2 separate regions of the Homo sapiens genome follow, and region 2 is linked to region 1. A link is a loop called in an ENCODE intact Hi-C map of the cell type or tissue named here. Cell type or tissue: adrenal gland. All regions are shown on one strand.

Region 1 (2,500 bases):
GGTTGCAAAGCGTAGTAAAAAAAGAAAAAGAAGATGATGATGATGAAGGAGAAAAAGAACCATAGGCGCCATTCAGGGGTGTGCGATACGTAAATTAGGGGGATTGGGCATCTGCAGAGGGGCTCCTCCCCACCCAAGCCTGGGAGCCTCTCGTTTCTCCTCTCCCCTTCCTGTTCCCGGTCGTCATGCAGCCTCATCTAAACCTGGTTAATCTATAATTTGAGTACACATGTTGAATTGAAAGCCCTCCCTTCTTTTCCTCTGACAGCTTGGTGATGTGGGCACACGTGCCCACTACAGCAAGGCTATTAATAGCAGATATTTGGAAATGGAAGCGAGGCGGCACTCACAGTGACCGAAATTCTGGGGGTATAGAGTGCCTTACAGGGGGTAGGGCAGGGAGGTGCAGAATAAAGAAGCCTGAAGTTGGTGGAAAAGTGTAACTGTGTGCCTGGTTTTACCCTAGACAAGAAAAAAGAGAGATTATAAAAGGGTTGTTTACTAGTAACAATGTAATCCAGATAAGGCCAAAGGGCTTTTCACAGGTTTGATGTTTAGCGCTGGGATGGGGGTAGTGGAGTAATTAACATTTTGTAAGACAACAAATCAAATCCATGGACATTTACTTTTCAAATGGCCCTGTCCCTACCTCCGTCCCTCCACCCCCCACCCCCCAAAAAAAGCTAAATAAAGGTACTGTACCTCTATGGGGGAAAAATACTCTTTTCTGGAAGGAGGGGAGGGTTGGAAAATTTATTTGCACGTACCTCACAATTATCTTCATAGGAAGGATTTTGATCATAAAAAGCTAATTATGATAATAAACCTTTTAAAAAATATATCTCTCAGTGTTAAAGCATTTCTGCTTTAAAAAACACAATTTCAGTTGCTAAATATTCGATAAAAATTATGAAATAAGCCTCACTGCTGTGACAAATTATGTTCAGACCAATGGGTTTCCTATGGAAGATAATCACTGATCATAGGATATTAGTGCCATTTTTTCTACTTGCTGATGTTTTACTACCAATTTAAAGGTGGTTAATATTTGTTATAATTATACTACAGTAAATTCAATTGTTCTCTACAATTGTTTTATTAATGGGCTAACTGGAAATTCATTTACATTTGGTTCATGTAATATATAGAATAGAAAGAGACGCGTTTGTGGGAACTCACTGAAGTAATGCTGAGCAGGTATGGGTATTATTCTGTCACCTAAGCTAAATTAGTCTTTTGGTGTATTGTAATGAAATACACTGTATGAAAAATTTACTCCCCACTGAAAATTCACGGAACAGAAGAACAAGCTATTACCAAAATCTGTTGCTCAATGCTGCCATCTATAGGAGAGTTAGAGCCGATTTGTGTAATATGCTAAGGTTCATTTTAAAAGAGGGCTAAAATAGTGATTTCATCACAACATTGCAACAGCTACGTTGATGTCACTAATACAGTCCTAATTCAAGGAGTTAAGGGTTTACATGCTATGGACGCACTTTGGGGCAATAGGTCTACAACTAGCTTTAAAATTGAGTTATTGGTTTATGTATGATACTATCAGGAAAATAATGCAAAATTTATAGATTATTACATATATCTGTAAAGTGCTTGAGTTGGGTGGATGTAAAACTAAACATTTCAAAATTATAAAACACTTTTTGTATCAAAACATATGTTTTCCTTAAGATGTATGGGTCATAACTGGAGGAGCTATTTAAATACTGGCGTCTCTTAGAATTAATTTTGGCAATTTAGAACAGTGCTTGAAGGACAATTGAATGTGGATTTTCTCACTTTAAGATCTGTTTTTATTTTAAGATGGCTCAATAGTAATAAGCATTTGAATGCTTACTCTGCAAGGCAATATGAAATAGATAAAAAGACAGCTTCTTACAGCTTTGATGGGGTAATAAGAGAGTACAAAATAACAATAGTTGATGACTAAAATGTGTGTGTGTGTGTGTGTGTGTGTGAGAGAGAGAGAGAGAGATGTCAAATAACAAGTGGTATTTACTTTCATGATGGATGAAATAACTACTTAATTTTTACAGAAGAGAGGAGCCTTAAGCTTGAACTTGAAATGGGCTATAACTCAGATAAATGGCAATTATTTTTTCCCACTCAAGTTTTTTGGAACACCTACTTGTGTTAGGCACTAGGCTGGACACTGAGGATTTAGATATCAAAGACATGCTGCCCACAGGAAACTTACATCGAAAATGGCAGATGAACACAATTGCAGAGCACTATGATCTCTTTTGTGGAAAAAATAGGCACAGGGCAAATGAGATCACATAACAACCAACTGCCTTCTGACATAAACATTATCAGTTACAGACAGTGCAATTTGGGAATCTGAAAGGTGCCTCTTCCCTTAAAAACTTTGTTTTCTCATGTAATTAAAATCTTTCATCTGTTTTATTTAAAAATATATAAAATAGGCCAATTAAAAGAGAGCTGAAAAGTCACACTTGGCTTGTAAATCGGCTAGATCAGG
Region 2 (2,500 bases), 1.1 Mb before region 1:
GGTTCTTAGGTGAAGTTTGCATAATGAACATGATGTGCCATTTTTGTCACCTCTCATGTGCTTACCATGTGCCAGGACTGGGCTCGGAGCATGCCTGCATCATTGTAGGTGTGTTCCCTACAGTCCTCACTGATGGGTACTATTATTATCCCACATCACAACCAAGGATACCAAAGTGAGTAAGGTTACATAGCTTATCCAAAGTTTTGTATTTATTAAATGTCAAAGGCTATGACATTAACCACTCAAAAACCTGAGATTTACCACTCAGAACCTGATATTAACCAGTCAAAAACCTGAGATAGACAAAAACCTGAGATAGATATGAGACTTACAGGAAGTAAAGATTTATTAGAATCCTGGCTCTACTGGTTAGTGGCTGTAAGACCTGGAATATGTTGCTGAACCTTTCTGAGTCTGGGGTTGTTGTTGAGGATTAATGAGATAACATAGGTGTGTAAAGTCCTGGACAGACATTACTTGTGGGAAAAAAATATTAATTCTTTCTCCTTTTCCTAACAGTTTTTCCTCTTTCCAAAAAATTCAATTTTTCTGCTTGCTGGAAAATTCTAAAGAGAAAAGTAGTTCAGTCAGTGTTATTCCAAAGGCAGTAGTCACTGAAGGAATGATTGGTCCACCCCACTATCCCCAAGCTGGTATACAACTGCTAGTGCATGGTGATAAGAAAAAGCAGACAGATTTCTAGTTGGTTCTATCACTGGTTTTAAGTTCTCTGTAGACAGTGCATCTCCTTATTGCCTGCACCTGGGGCAAATTGATTTCCCCCACCTTGTCCTTGGTACCCCCCTAGAGCCCATTATATTCATTACTCCTTCTTTCACAATTACAAAATTAGTTACTAAGTTATTTACCATGTAATAGGGAGTTTAGGTCTGGCATTTCTTCTTACCTTGTAGGTCTCATATGTGGGTTGGAGGCAAAGTACGTAGAAATTGGCTACAGGTAGCATTTCAGAACTGTCAGCTCTCCTGCCCCCAATACTACTTACTCACCTCTTTGAATTAAGGTAGGAGAAAATACAATGAAAACATTAAGTCTATATAGGAAGCTATTATCTGCTAGGGTCGGGACAGCAGGTATTAGAGACACAGGATACATTTTTTTTTTTTTTTTTTGCCAACCTCAGCATTTACTTAAAGATTCCACATACCAGTTTTAAATGCCTATTTTTTTTAATGCCTGCAACCATTCACATTATAAAATGTATCGATTTAACTATTAAAACGAATGTCTGGCTTCAGATGGGGCGGGCCAACTCAGCCTGTGGAAACACAGCATAACACTAGGTGGATACATGGCGCCACCTAGCGTCTGTAGCGCACTTTGGAATCTATACTTGGCTTTCAAAAATTGAATCAAACAAAACTGTTTTATGACACAGAAGATGTATGCGTTGTTTGGGATAATAAGCAAAACGCCTGTAGAAATCTATGACAAAATCTGCTGATGATTTTTGTTTTGAATTTTTTTCGTTACTTTAATCTTGCAATTTTAGGTTCTCTAACTTTTAAATAGTATGCCTTTAAAAATAATACTTAGGGGAAAAATGAATCACAGCTACTGATCTCAGAGTGCTATGCATTATTTATGAATATGTGCAGCTGTTTTCATTAGGATTTATGACATCTTCTGTGCATTGTAAATCCCTTAATTCAACCTGAGTTTCCAGGAAAGGAGATCATTATCCCTCTTTTGCCAACTGAAAAGGAAAAGAACAGAAAAAAGCATGACTGGTTAAATGGAAAAATTCCTTCTTGATTTCTTTTGTTTTCCATTAACATGTTTGAAACAGATAGCTTGAGAGTCTTTCCGGAAAATAGTATTCTTGCTAACTTGTGGGTAAATTTACCTCCAACTTAAATTGCATGTGCATTAGGAATAAATGTTTACATGCTGTTAGTACTGGCTCAGAGTGGCAGTACCCTTCATTCAGAATAATAAATATGTCTTTGCCATGAGTTTTTTACTCAAGAAACACTAGAGATCTTTAGCACTAGCACCCAGCTCACCTGCTGGACAAATCTTCATTCTTCATTCTGTGCTGCAAATGAACATTATCCTTCAGGTTGAAAACACTTCTCCAGATAAATTGGATTCCTAAAATAGCTTTTGTTGAGAGCTTCTTATGTGTTTGCCAGAGTGCTCAGAATGCTGTATTATCTAATGTTGTTCTTACAGCACACTTTTGAAGTAGGTAATATTATACCCGTTTCACTGATGATAAAATTTTTGGCTAAACAGTTTCTGTTACCTATTGAAGGTCTTATAACCAGTGAGTGGCTTTATGGATGTAAGATATAAAACCAGGTAGTTCTATCTATCAAACCCCTGCTTTATGCATAGTTGCCTCATATATAACTTCCTTTTTGAATTTGCTCTCTCTTTTTTTTTTTTTCTGAGGCGGAGTCTAGCTCTGTCACCCAGGCCGGAGTGCAGTGGCATGATCTCTGCTCACTGCAACTTCCACCTTTTGGGTTCA

What was found. Hi-C counts contacts between places; a loop is a spot of excess contacts. Peaks named below come from ENCODE experiments on the same cell type or tissue, not always from the same donor. Only the 100,000 strongest peaks of a DNase experiment are listed, where the experiment ranks them.
Region 2: a loop joins it to region 1, with 5 times the contacts of the local background. A loop is called at or near these places in 91 of 110 quality-filtered maps.

Annotation. Positions count from the first base shown.
Region 1 is chr2:226,801,359-226,803,858 of GRCh38, forward strand. It overlaps a transcript of RHBDD1 not described here. Among named protein-coding and RNA genes, the nearest start is that of IRS1, 2.8 kb to the left of the region's middle. In adrenal gland, a CTCF peak has its summit at 1,346 (motif pointing left); no DNase peak of the experiment used is centred here; H3K4me3 peaks cover 487 bases; H3K27ac peaks cover 365 bases.
Region 2 is chr2:225,659,324-225,661,823 of GRCh38, forward strand. All of the region lies in intron 7 of NYAP2 (neuronal tyrosine-phosphorylated phosphoinositide-3-kinase adaptor 2), which reads left to right. Among named protein-coding and RNA genes, the nearest start is that of NYAP2, 260 kb to the left of the region's middle. In adrenal gland, a CTCF peak has its summit at 1,318 (motif pointing left); a DNase peak (open chromatin) is centred at 1,308.